Regions from separate parts of the Mus musculus genome. Here region 2 is linked to region 1. The links are chromatin loops, found by intact Hi-C in ENCODE. Cell type or tissue: left cerebral cortex. All regions are shown on one strand.

What was found. Peaks named below come from ENCODE experiments on the same cell type or tissue, not always from the same donor. Only the 100,000 strongest peaks of a DNase experiment are listed, where the experiment ranks them.
Region 2: a loop joins it to region 1, with 1.8 times the contacts of the local background. A loop is called at or near these places in 1 of 42 quality-filtered maps.

Annotation. Positions count from the first base shown.
Region 1 is chr5:115,007,457-115,015,456 of GRCm38, forward strand. It overlaps Sppl3 (signal peptide peptidase 3), which reads left to right and starts at 4,068. Exons shown (of 11, transcript NM_029012.2): 1 at 4,068-4,159. The coding sequence starts at 4,137. In left cerebral cortex, no CTCF peak of the experiment used is centred here; DNase peaks (open chromatin) are centred at 3,612, 4,346, 4,507 and 4,758; H3K4me3 peaks cover 2,729 bases; H3K27ac peaks cover 1,227 bases.
Region 2 is chr5:115,261,341-115,269,340 of GRCm38, forward strand. The region is part of intron 1 of Rnf10 (ring finger protein 10); the gene reads right to left. Among named protein-coding and RNA genes, the nearest start is that of Rnf10, 7.6 kb to the right of the region's middle. In left cerebral cortex, no CTCF peak of the experiment used is centred here; no DNase peak of the experiment used is centred here; H3K4me3 peaks cover 245 bases.

The DNA.
Region 1 (8,000 bases):
TACAAGAAGGTCGGGTAAGGAAGCTGTCTGGGCCTCATCACAGAAAATGGCAGCAAAAGAGAAGACATGGGCACCAGGTGTCTGGGGAAGACCGACTACCCCTGCCTATTGGTGCGGTGTCAGGGAGAAGACACAAGTGAGATACTGGCTCTGAGGATGAGAGCATGCTTAAGCCGGGCCTGGCAATGCCTGCTCCCCGGAGTCTGTGCCTGAGGCGGATGATGGGTCCTGGGAGGCTCTCCCCGGAGTCTGTGCCTGAGGCGGATGATGGGTCCTGGGAGGCTCTCCAAGGCTCCTTTGAACATGTTCAGTGGGTAGAACCTATAATTACCATGGGGATAATTAGAGGCGCTTTCATGCTCTCTTTCAACAAATATTACACAAGCTATGGCCCTCTCATCTTGGGAGGGGTGGGGTGGAGTTGGTGGAGATCAGAGTGCCCCTCCTGGGGGGGCGGGCAGCCAACACCTGAAGCCTTGCCAAACACACCTGACTCCTGGCCAAAGCTCAGAGTGTTGGAGATACACCTGGGGCTGCTCCAGCTTAGAGCTGAGTGTCTCTGGCACGGGCACTGAAAGTCACTCTTTGACTTCCAACCAATGCTAGGGCTCCAGTTCATTCCGGTCTGGCCTTTCCAGAAGACCACAAGTCTGTGGTGCTCTTGATGGTGACCTGGAGATGCCTCCTGCATCCTGACAGGCTTAGCCTTCGATGCCTGAGCCACCAGGCTCTGGGCTTTGTCTTCATCTCTAGGGACCGTGCACACGGGGTTTCTGGGGCCTGGGAGACCTTCCCAGCCCCACCTAGGGCAATTTGGTTCTTGTCATAGGCTCTGTGTGTTTTCCTGGGAACCATTTTGGGAGCTTCTGGTTAGCGCAGAGTCTTCTGTTCTAGGGAGGCGTTGGGTTTGTTATCTCGGTCACTTCAGCTCCACTCTCCTCAGACTACTCACTTGGCCTAATCTTCTGTGACTCACTGCGACTCAAGCCTAAGAGAATTGCCCAGAGGCGCCTGCTTGTCATTTCTGTTTTGTTAGCTACTTGTCTGGTCTGTTTTGTTCCCAACTCCCTTGAGAAAGTTCTGGCACCTCCCATAGCCACACCTGGTTATGGCTTCAGGCCTTTCCCATGGGATCTGAAACCCCAGTCACTCCGCTTGGAGACTCAGAGTGACTGTGTCACGCTTAAGGTCACAACTGGCTTTTTTGCAGAAGTACCTAGAATTGTTAAGGCTTCTGCAAATGTCAAGAATTTGGGCTTCGCCCCGGGCGTGGTGGCACTCGCCTTTAATCCCAGCACTCGGGAGGCAGAGGCAGGCGGATTTCTTTCTTTTTTTTTGTTTTTTTTGAGACAGGGTTTCTCTGTGTAGCCCTGGCTGTCCTGGAACTCACTCGTAGACCAGGCTGGCCTCGAACTCAGAAATCCTCCTGCCTCTGCCTCCCGAGTGCTGGAATTAAAGGTGTGCGCCACCACACCCGGCTTTTACCTTTTTTTTTTTTTTTTTTGGTTTGAAACCCTGTCTTGAAAAACCAAAAAAAAAACCAAAAAAAAAAAAAAAAAAAAAAAAAAGAAAAAGAAAGAAAGAAAGAGAAAGAAAAGAATTTGGGCTTCACTGTTTCATCTCCCCAGGACACCAGGGGTTTGGGTTGGGCAGAGGTTTGAAGGCTGATACCTTTCTAGCTAGAAAAAGGTGGTTTTATTGAGACCTTGGGTTAAACCCTCTCTGACACCTTTTCTTGGCCTCTCTGGTGATACTAAGGAGGGGGCCACCTAGAACCTGGCTGGTCCCAGCACCTGGAATGTGGCGGGGGTGGGGTGGGAGTGGGGGGAGAGGAAGGCGGAAGGTATGTGGGAATAGTGAACTTGGCCTTTTCACGAAAGGCTTCCTTTCCCCCTGGAGAACAAGCAAACAGAACCTGTATATAGGGCAGTGGCCAACTGACCTCTCCGGTGACAGAGTCAGGGTGTGGCATTCCCTGTAAGCCTGGGCAGGCCCTGGGAAACTAAAAGAGTCAGAGCCTGGCTTAATGATGGGCGAGCCGGAGAGGATCCTGAATGGGCAGGTACTGGAGACTTGCTCTGCAAAGGGAGAAAGAGATAGGGTTTCTGGGAAGCGTACTGTGTTCGTTAGCCAAGCATGGCCCCCAAACCTCATCTTTCCATTCACAAGCATAGTGACTGAGCGGGAGGCCTAGGGAGGCCTTCAGAGCATGGTCTCCACCCATCATTTTAGTGTCTTTGTCCAACAACCTGTGGCATAAACTGTTCATTCCTGCCTGGTTCCAAGCTCAGCCCAGAAATTCCCATTACTGGGTCTTGCTCTCTGCCGCTCTCTTGGCAAAATGATTTTTCTGTTGGTAAGCCTCTTGTGGTCTGAGGATGTCTCACTCCTGCCTGAGAAAATGTTCTCCAATGCCTTTGGGGAGGGGGTTCAGTTCATTGTACCATCCTGTCTTTACCTCAGGCCTACGTTCCTGAGGTTGGTCTCTGGTCCACCACAGCTTTCTTTCTTCTTCTTCTTTCTTTCTTCTTTCAAGATTTCATTAGCTCAGGCTGGCTTTAAACTTTGTGCCAAAGTCTGTAAGTCAAATTCTCTGCATATCTGAGGATGACCTTGATCTATTGCTCAGTATACACCCCTCCCCCCAAGGCCCACCTACTACAGTTCTGGGAGTACAGTGTCTCGTGGTCTAGTTTTGTTGCTTTAAAAATCCTCCACGTGTCCCTTCAGCCTGATAACCAGTGAACTTTTTGCTGTTTCCATAGTCATTTTTCCAGAATGTCATGTGGTCAGAAACATACACTGTGTAGCTTAAATATGTTTCCTCATCTCTTGCTATATGCTTCTTCACGTTTCTCCCTGTCTTTCATTAACTCATTATAGAGTCTCTCTATGTATTCTTGGCTGGCCTGGAACTCACTATGTAGACCAGGCTGGCCGCAAACTCTTAGAGATCTGCCTGCCTTTGCTGGGATTAAAGGCACGCACCACTAGGCCTGGGTTTTTAAATTTTTTTTCCTAACACATGGTCACACACAACGCTCTAACAACTGAGTTATGCCCATTCACCCTATCAAAGTAGCCTGCACCCTTCCTTTAGTCTCTATTAATTGCTCTCCATTATTAATAGCCCCATGACTCTGAAATAATCTTCGTGCTTTAGCCAGCTCGAACCACCTATGTCTCTTCCCTGAGAATATGCATGTAAGGACAAGGGCCTAGGTGAAGGCGCTGACGCCTAGCTGGCACCCAACAAGGACCCCGCTGATCGCTTCTATGAAGACGAGCATGGTAGCATTTGACTTGGCACCAGGCGCCGCGAAGGGACGTTTGCAGAAACCAAGGAGGGGGACCGCGCAGCGCGGGAACCCGAATGCAGCGCTCTGTCCGCATTTTGACAGTTGACTGGCAGCTGAGGACCCAGGGACAGCCGACGGTGGATGATGGAAGGTTGACAGCTGAGTGGCAGTCAACCGCCGCGCACCGGGGAGGACCACTGCGCGCCCAAGGGGCCTAGCGCGCGGCGGCCGCTGCAGCTAACCGTAGCCCCGAGCCGACCTGGGCTGAGCGCTCCGCGCATGGGCAGCGCGCGCGAGGGGGCGGGGCGCCGGGGTCACGTGAGCGTGTTTTGGGCACGTGACCAGCGGCCCGGGCTCGCCCCCGCCCGCTCGCTCGCTCCCTCCTCCCTCGGCGGGCGGGTGTGCTTCGAGCGGCCTCGCCTCACCGCCTAGCGCCCCCCTCAGCCGTTGCTGCCGCCGCTGCCGCCGCCGCCGCCGGCCATGTCCCCCGGCCGCCGCCGCCGCCGCCCGAGCGCGGCGCTCCCGCGGCCCGGCGCGCACTGAGCGCGGGCCCGAGCCACCGTTTCGGGGCCCTTGTTCTCCGCGCCGCCGCCGCCGCCGCCATGTTGGGTTTGGAGCCGCAGCGGAGCCGCCGCCGCCGCCGCGGCTGACGAGGCCGAGCGCGGAGCCCGGGGCCCGCGCCCGCTCCGGGGCCCAGGGAGCGGGGCCCGTCGGAGTCTGTCGGAGCCCGACTGCCTGTCCTCCGTGCGAGCGAGTGAAGGAGCGAGCCGCCGGGGCCCCCGGCCGCGCCCTCTGCCGCCGGCCGAGCGAGCCGCGGAGCCCCCGAGAGGCAGCACCATGGCGGAACAGACCTATTCGTGGTGAGTGCGGGCTTTTGGGGACGAGGAGGCCGGGCCGGGCCGGGCCGCAGGTGCTCGCGGGGCTCGGGGTGCGGGCCGCTGGGCGTCCTCCGAGCCCGGGGGAGGGGCGGTCATTCGAGCCGCGCAGCGGAACCGACTGGCGCGGGTGCTGGCGGGCCAGGGGGGAAGCTGGAGAAGGGTGGGCAGAGAACGGGCCCGGGCGAAGGTGTACCCCACTCTCGGCGAGAACAGGTGGTAAGAGGCACAACTTGCAAGTAGTGAGGGCGGGAGCGACCGCTTCCGCGGTGGGCAGAGGCCCTGCGGCCCCGTGATCGAGCCCTGGCACAGCGGAGAGGGGGAGTCTTGTTCCAGGATGGCCACATTCTGTAAAGGAAGTCGTCGGTAGCAGCGGGGTCATGGGTAGTCTTTGTAAAGGGGTTGGTACTCTGCTCTGGGGATTCGAAGAGTGCTGGCCGGTGTTCTGGGGGTGGAGGGCTCGATCACGGGAATGTGTGTGTGTGTCCGTCCAGGTTGAGTCCCCCTGCCTGTGGGACTTTTTTTAGCAGCGTGTTTAGGGCTGAGGCACACACACTTGTGATTTACAGGGGGGAGGTGACAGATGCGTCCAAGTTTGGGGGGAAAGAGGTGAGAAGGGCAGAGGCGTGGAGTGTTTGCCGCGGAAGGAGGTTGGTTGTACCGGGGGCGAGTGGGAATGGTGTAGTTGAGCTGTGGCTTGAGGGTGAGAAAACAGGAGATGGGTGGGTTGGTGGTAGGTACCGGGCGGGCGGGGAACCTGGTCGCTGCAGCCTAAGAGATCGGAGATGGTTTCAAGCACTTGTGGCTTGGTACCAGAACTGTCGACTTTTCCGAAGAGTGGGGTTGAAGGTCCGCTTCGTTTTGTAATTGGAAAAGTGAGTTAGTTCTTCATTCCTGGACCCTAAACCTTTAAGTACCAGAATTGCCTTTTCCCTAACCTGTACAGATTGTGTGGCTACCTTCGGAAAAGTGAGTTAGTTCTTCATTCCTTGACCCTAAACCTTTAAGTACCAGAATTGCCTTTTCCCTAACCTGTACAGATTGTGTGGCTACCTTCCCAAAGCACGGGGCAAACTGTCAAGTGTTGGGAGCGTAAGTGAGCTGTAACTACCATAGGGAGACAGTAAAAGAGCCGGGTTATACACGAAAACAAGGGATGGTTATGCTAAGTCGGGAGCTCACTGTGTCCTGATGGAGGGTTAGTGATCGAACATGCTTTAGTAATGCAAACGGCAGCGATGTATGCACAATCTGAAAAAGAAGGTAACTGGGAAGTTGAGAGGAAATAACTAAAAGAAAAGTTGGGTTTTGGTGGCTCCAGTTGTGGTTTAAAAGGACAGACTAATAGTTGTGAGCAGCAGTGAGGGAGGGGCATCTCAATGGCAGGTGGGATTCAGTTTCTTACCTGCAGATGGACTAGGTAATGTTGGTGCTGCCATGGGCACTGGCAACACCTAGAGCTTGCTTGTCCTGCCCCACGAGGACTCCTCTGTGAATCCTCATGGCTGCCTTGTTGGTTTGGTTTGGTTTTGAACTGTACTGTAAAAAGAATATGGATTGGTTGAAAAAAAAATACCAGTGATGAGGAACTGGGGAAAGTGCTGTGTGCAACACACATTCGCAGCCCCAGTTTGGAGCCACAGAGTGATGTCCTGTGTGTAACATTGAAGGTGAAAGTGCCTTAATGGGTAGGTAGGCCACCTACAGCTTGTGTGGTGCTTGTGGGCTAGGTAAAGAGACTACTTTGTGGAGGCTGATCATTTATATGATAAACTCTCTTGAAACACTCCCTTGGGTCTTGACTTTATTTGATGGAATAAAGGAAGCAATCGAGTGAGTGCCTTGCCATCAGGACCCTCAGCCCCTCCTTTCCAGCTTGTTTTCAGGAGCAGAGTCCACAGTGTCCTGAGGAAGGATGGTGCACAGGGGAGAGGGCTGGGAAGCTCGGCCCCTACCCTGTTTTCTGGTTCTTCCAAGTCAACCAGGGCACAAGAACTAAACACACAGTATTTGGCAGATAGTTCTCACATGTCTCTAAGGAGGGGAAATCTTCCGTATTTCAGAGGAGGACACAGGCTCAGGAGGCCAAGTGATGTGTCCTGAGTATGTGGCCCATGATGCTTTGTGAACTCTCTGCTTCACCTATTCTCACAGAAATATCAGAATGCAAGAGCTATTCTGGACATATATGGAAGCTGAAGTTTGGATTTTTTTGGTCATTCTTCACTTGTTTTTTTTAGACTTATTTATTATTATATGTAAGTACACTGTAGCTGTCTTCAGACACACCAGAAGGGAGCATCAGATATCATTATGGGTGGTTGTGAGCTACCATGTGGTTGCTGGGATTTGAACTCAGGCAGGACCTTTGGAAGAGCAGTCAGTGCTCTTAACCGCTGAGCCACATCTCTCCAGCCCTTCACTTGGGTTTTATAGATATATATAAAAATGATACTTTAAAAACAGAATCAAGTGTGATTATTTGTATTCTGCATTTAGGAAGAATGTAGTTTTATCTGAGAACAAATCCCAGAAGGGATGTAGTATTTAAAAATAGGCTTATGTTATAGCCTCTGACATGTAAGTTACATATAAAGCAAGATTGCTGGGATTGGTCAATACTGTGATGAGCTCACAAGTTTGTTATTTTATTCTGTTGACTTGTACATATTTAACTTTTTTGTAATATTAAAAAAAATGGACCCTACCTATAAGATCATGTGGTTCTGATTTCTTGTACATGTTCATTTCCTAGAAAATTTTGTCACTCAAAGGTCTAGCTCAAGCTCCATCTATCTGAAGTGTGTTCTGCCCATTCCTGAAGGCAGTCTTGTTATTTTTAGTACTTGTGGTCCTGTCTGCATCACCTCTTCCACTTGTTATGTAAATCCTGAGCCTGGTCACTGTCCTTTGAGAGAGAGGGCTGTGGTACACCTGCCCTTTAGCCTCTTCTAGTGCCTAACACAGTGTCTGGCACACAGCTTTTGTCCAGGAAACCCTGTGTGGTGAGTATGACAGGGGCTACTGCAGGATTCCTGTCTACTAGGTTTCCTGATGTCCCATCATATTTACAATATGGTGTCATACTTTGTTTAGTCTTCTGAGACAAGGCCCACTGTGGCATCCAAGCTGACCTGGAACACATGATTTCAAGCCGACCTTGTAATCACTAGGTCAGCTACCTGCTTATCTTTTGGATGCTGGACAACAAGCCAGCAACACTGCTCCCTCTTGAAGTTTGGAAGGATGCCAGGATCTTCTTTTTTCTATTTGTTTTGGTTAGCCTTTGGTTTTTATTTGTTTGTTTTGTTGTTTTGGGCTTTTTCTTTTCTTTCTCTCTTTCCATCTTTCTTTCTTTCTTTCTTTCTTTCTTTCTTTCTTTCTTTCTTTCTTTCTTTCTTTCTTTCTTTCTTTCTTTTTTTGGGACACAGGTTGCTCCAAGTTTAAGGCTGGCCTGAGAATGGCTTTATACTCCTGACCTTTCTGCACCTCCTCTTCCGTGCTGGGATCATGGGCAATGCTGCCACATGGGTTCCCCTAGTGCTGGGGGGGGGGGGGGTTCAGACCCAGGGCTTTACTCACTCACATTATGCAAGTAGTCACCTACTGAGTGCATCCCAGCCTCCCGAAAGCCTCATGAATTAACCGTCCTTTTTACTCTGAGGAAGTAAAAGAATGCATGCAAACACACGAACTGAAAGTTGAAGGGAAACACTTGCCCAGTGTGTACTTATGAGTAGTTGTTTCAGTGTAAGTACTGTGAGAAGCCTGAACTTGGCACTTGAAATCAATGCAATCTTTGTGTAGGATTGCACTTGAACCTGCT
Region 2 (8,000 bases), 250 kb after region 1:
GGTCTGGAAAAAAATAAGCTCAGTCACCTGGCTTGGCAGCAGGTTCTTACTCAGTGAGCCGTCTCTCTGGACCATGGGGAAATTCAATGGAGCAGACAATGGAGTTCAGATCCCCCAGAACCCATTTAATGGAAGGCAAGTAAGACAACTGTAATTCCAGAACCAGGAGCCGGGAGCCAGCGCATTAGAGTAACCAGAAATCTGCAAGTTCCAGTTTCAGTGAGAGACCCTACCTCAATCCACAAATAAATAATATATAAATATGAGTCTGTCTCAAATAAAGCTGAAGTCTAAAGAGGTGGATCAGTGTTAAAAGCACTTGTTGCTCTTTTAGAAGACCTAAGTTCAGCTTAGCACCCACATGGTGGTTCATGATGTCTGTAACTCCAGTCCCAAGGGGTCCAATGCCCTCTTCTGACCTCTGCGGGCACCAGGCAAGAATATGGTGCACACATATAAATGCAGGCAAACACACACATAAAATAATTACCTATTCTTCAAAAGCACAATTAATGGCTACCCAATTGCCTGCCGTGAGGATAACATAACCAATACATTTAGTAATGTCTTTTTTCTAATTTCACATAACAGTACTGAAGATTATTTTATAAGGTCTATATAGTATGTCAAATATTCAAAGTGAAACGAGATTATGAAGTACAATCATAAAAGCCCATTACATATCCTGAAGTTGCTTTGTAGAACTTAATGATGACTGATTTCTATCCTAACAGCATCATAAAAGAGAACAGGAAGTTCACCACATCCCTGTTAATAACAGTAGCAATTGAATAAACTTTGTTCACATACAAGGAACAAATGGCTTCTGGTTACTTTACTTAGATTTTTTGATTTTCTTTTTAAACCTGAATTTCTCTTAATTAGCAAAAGATACTTCCAGGCTATCTGTTGACCAAATATCTATACTCTGGGTAAAGAGCCTGCTTGCTCAGTTTCATTGGGAGACCGGGTCTCATGTGGCCCCAGGCCGGCCTCAGGCCCCCTACACTTGTGAGGATGACCTGAAACCCAGTTCTCCTGTCTCTACCTCCCAAGTGCTAGAATTACAGGTGTGCACCACTGGCTCTGGGCTGTCCATTTTCCTTTTCTTACTAAGAAGACAAACTTCAGGAAATTGTTGCCAGTATCCACAAATCACTAATAAGTTTTTTTTTTCCCTTTTTTGAGACAAGGTTTGTGTAGCACTGGCCATTGTCTTGAAAGTCACAAAGATCCACCTGCCTCTGCCTCCCAAGTGCTGGGATTAAAGGCGTGCGCCACTAACATCCAGCATGACTAATGAGCTTTAACAAGGAACATGGGTCCGTACACTATCTAAGCCAGTACTAGCTTAGACAGAGGGGAGGGAGGGGTAAGAGGCTCAGTTGAGTGTAAACTACTTAGTCTGCAAGCAGGAGGCTCTGCCTGAGGACCCGCATTAGGCTAGATGGATCCAGTGCACAGCTCCAGCTCCAGGGGAGGTAGACGCAGTTGATTCCAGGGGCTTCATCAACAGCCAGTTTAGTCAAAAAGGCAACTTCCCAGATCAGTGAGAGATACAGTCTCAAAAAAATAAAGTGGAGACGCTAGAGAGAGTCTCCCGCCCGTCACTGATGTCTATCTTCACATGTACATTCAAGGGTGAGAGCATGCACAAATACATGTGCACACCCAAACACAAGTGAAAGGCAAAACAACGCTTATCAAGAAAGGTGATGTAGGTGCGGCAGGCAGCGGAGGTGTTAGTGGCGGCTGCAGCTGGTACAGTCTACCAAGAGGCCAGAGGGCAGACTTACGCTGACTATGAGTCTGTGAATGAGTGCATAGAAGGTGTTTGTAAAATGGATGAAGAACATCTGAAGAGAATGAATCCCAACAGCCCTTCCATCACATAGGATATCAGTCAGTTGTTTGATTTCATTGACGGTCTGGCAGACCTCAGCTGTCTGGTTTACGGAGCTGATACACAGACATACCAGCTGTATAACAAAGACTGGATCAAAGAGAAGATCTACGTGCTCCTCCGTCGGCAGGCCCAACAGGCTGGGAAGTAATTGAGTCGGAAGCACTGGGGCTGGGGGTGGACTTGGAACAGGTACATACAGCGTGCTGTAGTGAACCTTTTGTATGATAGCGATCCTGTTTCAACTTTGTTATACTCAAGCCAAGATTGAATGTCTGACATGAACCGTGAATGATCTTGTCACCCTGAAGCCACCGTGGCCCCTTTGCTCCTTTACTTTCATTTTTTTACTTAAACATTTTTATGATAATACAAATAGAAAACATTTTTGCCATTTAAGGTTGGTTCCAGTCCTTGAAACTATCTGAGTCTGCTTTATAGCAGTGAGCCCTTCGTAGGGGGTGGGGTGCGGACAAGGTTAGTTATAGCCTCTGGGAAAGTCTCAGTGAAAAATAAAGAAATGGTCTGTAGTTGTTGTAGGAAGGAAGGAAGGAAGGAAGGAAGGAAGGAAGGAAGGAGAAGAGAAGAGAAGAGAAGAGAAGAGAAGAGAAGAGAAGAGAAGAGAAGAGAAGAGAAGAGGACCAACATGCCAGAGTGACTGCTACCAAATCTGAGTTCAAGTCCGAACCCCACAGGGTGGAAGTAGAGAACCTTACCCTGCAGCTGCCTTCTGACTTACACTTATACACACACACACACACACACACACACACACACACACACACACCATGGCATGTTCCTGAGCCCATGAACCTCAGGGCTTCTCTCATCTTTGCTTCCCCAGCATTCTTCCTTGGTCTGTCCTGCTGACCCGAGCCTAGTCTGAGGCCTGACTGTCTCTGCTAGGTAGTGCTACCTCTGCTGATTCGTGTCTGCTAGCTCAACTCTACGGAACTGGACCACTGGTATATCCATGAAGTATCTGTGAGTGGATGGAGCTGCAGCTGCTAACCTGTGAACTGAATTTTGGATTTCCAGACAACAGATGGAAGTTGTTGCAATACCCTTTGTAAACAGGTCCTCTTTTCCCCCTATTCTTTCTTTTCTACTACCTCTGGTGGGTGGTGGGTTGCAAGGGAGGTTATAGTGTTTAAGAAACATTATTAAGGCCGGGTGTGGTGGCACACGCCTTTAATCCCAGCACTCCGGAGGCAGAGGCAGGCGGATTTCTGAGTTTGAGGCCAGCCTGGTCTACAAAGTGAGTTCCAGGACAGCCAGGACTATACAGAGAAACTCTGTCTCGAAAAACCAAAAAAAAAAAAAAAAAAAAAAAAAAAAGAACCATTATTAAAAATAAGGTTTGAAAAAAAGTTACAGGGCATATATATATATAGATATAGATATAGGTGCCATACACCTTTAATCAAAGTATTGTAAGGCAGAGGCAGGAAGATCTTTTGAGTTCCAGAACAGCCAGGACTATACATAGAAACCCTGTCTCAAACAAACAAACAAACATACATGTCTACATGCACAAAATTCTGGCTTTAGGGGCTGGAGAAATGGCTCCGTAATAAACACTTGCTGCTCTCCCTCCCAGAGGATCCAAACTAGTTTCCTTGCACCCATGTGGTGCCTCACAACTCTAAGCCACATTCTTAGTTCTCAGAAATCCAATACTCCTCTCTTCTGGCCTCTGAAGACACCTGGTATATATATGACACATACAAACACACACACACACACACAGGCAAAATGCTCAAGTGTGGAGCTGAAAGGACAGGTCAAAAGTTAAGAGTACTTCTCGCCCTTCCAGGGACCCCAGGTTTGGTTCCTAGCACTTACAAGTAGATCACAACCATCCCTAACATCAGTTCCAAGACACACTCACACACATAAAACTTACCTAACAAAAAAGGTCTGGGCTTGATCATCAGCACACCATAAAATCGGATGCAGACAACAAGCTGGATGTGGTAGCACACACCTGCCATCCCCGCACTTGAGAAATGGAGAATCACAAGTTCCATGGCAGCATGGGCTAGAGTATGACACCTTGTCTCAAAATACACACAAGCACACACTAAAAGAAACACACCCGTAAAGAAAACATATCCAGGCCAGGCAGTGGTGGCGCACGTCTTTAATCCTAGCACCTGGGAGGCAGGGGCAGGCGGATTTCTGAGTTCGAGGCCAGCCTGGTCTACAGAGTGAGTTTCAGGACAGCCAGGGCTACACAGAGAAACCCTGTCTCGGGAAAAAAAAAAAAAAAAAAGAAAGAAAGAAAGGAAAAAAAAAGAAAAACATATCCAGCTACTGACAACAACCTTTTTCTTTTCTGCAAACACCTCTACTTTGTCTGCTTAGAGTTCTTTTTAAAATATAATAAATAAATATGGTGTGCTTCAGGATTTTCATGTGTGGAAATTTTCGTGTGTATACTAATCTCTGTGTCCGTGGAATGTTAGTTCACGCAGGCAACCTGGTGAGCTTTTAGGAGGTTCCTGCACAACCTCACCCTCAAAGATTGTGCCTCTCATATAAAAACATTACTGTTTTAAAAGAGGTAAGCACTTTTTTTTTAAATTAGGCTCTCACTCTACAGTTTAGGCTAGCCGAGAACTCACTACCTCGTAGCTCATACTGGCCTCAAGCCCAAGCCAATCCTTTGAAAGCACAGGCCCAAGCAAGCACACCCAGCTGCTGCTGGAGCAAATAACTACAAAGAGACCGTGTCTACATACAGCACAAGCTTATCATACAGCAGGCTAAAGACCTAAGACAAAAGAGACATGAGTCCAATTTAACTACATCTACTGAGAGAGACAGACAGAGATAGAGACACACCACTACCACCACCACAGTGTGTATGTGGAGGTCAAAGGACAACCTGCAGAGGTTGGTTCTCTCCTTCTACCATGTGGTCTCAGGGACTGACTCAATTTAGGTGGTCAGACTTGGTGGTAACAGCCTTTACCTGCTGAGCCATCTCGCCAGCTCATAAATCCAAACTTTGAAAGCAATCACACCCCCAAGGAAGAATGGAAGCCACACCAGCCACTCCAAACCTAGCCAGCTGCAGCCAAGGAATCAAGCTAACAAGCTACAGAGGATGGCAGCAGGAAGAGAACAGGTTACCACACAAAACTGCCAAGGCACGTTCACTCCTTAACTGCAGACAGTAACTGGAATTGAGAGTTGGAATGGGGGCTGGAGAGCAGCTTACAGGCCTATGGCCACCCAACCTTCACCCAGCACCAAGCCACTGTTGAGCATAGCGCAGCGCCACTGTAGCAGGTGGCAATCTGCATGGTGGCACACCCGTAACCCAGCACCTGGGAAACAAAACCAGTCTCAAAGCCAAGCATGTCTGTGCACCACACAAATGCCAAGTGCCCACGGAGGCCAGAAGAGGGTGATGGAGCTCCTGACACTCCAGAGTTCCTGACAGATGTGAGCTGCCATGCAGATGCTAGGACTTAAACCTGCATTCTTTGGAAGAGGAACTTAATTTTAGAGCCCCCTCTCTCCAGCCTCAGGATAAAAAAGAAAAGAAAAAAGGGGGAAAAAAGCAAAGAAAGGAAGAGAGAAAACACATTCCCCAAATCTTGTTATCTGAAGCTGACAGAACATGACTCTTAACTGTAGCTCTCAAGAGCTATGTCACCCTCAAGTGTAGTTTAGTGGCAGTGCTTGACTAACACACAGGGCCTAGGCTTGATCACCAGCACGGCTTGTGTAGATCTGGATGATCGCGGAGTTCCACACTGACAAGACTGAAGACGAAGCAGCACTCAGGGCAACTGCTGGTTTCTTCATTTTTATTACCACACTCTCTGGGAAATGGTTTCCTAAGACCCGCTGTAATGGACAGTGAACTGAGTATTTCTAAATCAGATTACAACAATTGACCACATAAGGATTTATGATTTCAGGCAAAAAAAAAAAAAAAAAAAAAAATCAACTCCCTTCTCTCTTGGTCTTCCAAATACCACAAAGTCTGAAGGGAGACATCTCAAGTGAGAAACCAACCGGCTCTTATCTCCAAACCCAGCCAACACGCAGCTGAGGACTGATCCTACTGTCCTGCCTGGGACCCAAAGATAAAATTCACAGTGCTATTTTTGAAATGTTTTCTAGACAACTTGCCAGGACACACTAGTGAATAACCAGGGAGAAACGGCCCTCCTCTCTCAGAAGGAACAAGAGGACCCACATCAGATTTTGGAAAATAAGTTTCTAGAAGAATTTTATTTTATGATTTTATTTGTCTTCTCCATTTCTTTGTTTTCATTTTTGTTATGTTGTTTCTGGCCCACTCTTAAACCTCAGACTGGCAGTTCCCAGTTCCAGCTGTGCATCAGGGTCACTTCCAGGGCTTTAAGATTATGAATGCTGCCCGGTGCTGCAGTTCTCGGGAGGTTGAGGACAGGAGAATACAGATGAGAACTCAAGCCCAGCCTGGACTAAGTAGCAAGTTCAAGGCCAGCTTAAACTATGCAGCAAGGCTAAGTCTAAGAAATTAAGGAAAAAGAGAGGTGGGAGAGGGAGGTCAAGCAAGCTGGGCCTAGTAGCACGGGCCTGGGATCTCAGTCACTCAGGAGGCCATTGCCATGAGGTCACAAGCCCAAGGCCTGCCTGCTTGGCTACAAACTCAGTTTAAGCCAATCCCAGCTAATGCTCAAATGATAATTTTTTTTTTTTTTTTTTAAAGATTTATTTATTTATTTATTATATGTAAGTACACTGTAGTTGTCTTCAGACACTCCAGAAGAGGGAGTCAGATCTTGTTACAGATGGCTGTGAGCCACCATGTGGTTGCTGGGATTTGAACTCTGGACCTTCGGAAGAACAGTCGGGTGCTCTTACCCACTGAGCCATCTCACCAGCCCTCAAATGATAATTTTTAAAAGAGGCTGGAGACACAACTCAGTGACCAAGTCCCTGCCTAACTTACACCAGGCTCAGAACCCAGTGTCAAAAATAAATAGATAATAGAGCTAGAGCTAGAGCTAGCTCAGGAGTTAAGAATCCCTGACTTTCCTTTTCCAGAGGACCCTCACTGGGTCCACACAATCATCTGTGACTGTACAGGAATTCAGGTGCCAGCACTCACAGGACACTGGGTGTCCAGCACAACCTTTAACCCTAGCTGTGAGGGGACAGCAACATTTAAGTCTGATTACCCAGTAACCCAGCTTCTGATCCCAGGTGACAGGAACAAAGTCAGCACAGTGGTTCACACTGCCAACCTCAAAATAACTGCTTCATAATACCCGACCTTCCCTTAACCTCCGCCTCGGGAGGAGGAACAAGAGCAGGGTTCCTGGACAGGGACTACAGCTGGCCTACAAATCCCTGACCTGTCTTGTCTATAAATATTTACTTTCTCTGTTCTTTCTCTATGGCATCCCCTGGTCCCTAAATTTCTTCTCTCCTCTGGGCTGTATTGTTGGGACAGTCTCTTGGTAAACTCTTCTAACAGTCTTAGCCCTGCTGGAAGAAAGCTGTAGAAATATAGCCAGAAACGGGATGTTTTGTTAAGTATTCAAGGCAATTAGCCAAGGCTGTAGACTAAAAGATCAAGAAACTCCTGGTAGTCAGATTTACCTATGACAGCATACCAGTGAAGAGCAAGCATAAGCTAGCCACAGAAAACAAACATATCAGATATATTTATGTAGTTAGAAAGCAAAGGACCACTTACAAACTTCCACAGCTTACAGATGCCGAGGGAGGGAGAGGCTAAGCCATGGTGGTGACACACACCTACAGCTCCAACACAGGCCCCTCAGGAACCTCAAGGCAGAATGGGGTCTGGTTCCTGAGACATGAAACTGTCTCCAGAAACCAAACACATTTTGTGTGTTTTTCTTTGTGTTGGCAAAAGAAAGTGAAATGGTATCTTCATTCCACAATCCCATTCTTCCGAGTCAGGACTCTGAAACAGTCCTGACACTACCCACTGCTCCGTGCACATCTTAGTCACATCTCCTTCTCTAGCAGACCTCTCAATGGCAATGCTTTCTCATGTTGTTGGCAACAGAGTCTTACTATGTGACCAGGAAGCCCTGGAACTTGCTCAGTAGCCCAGGGT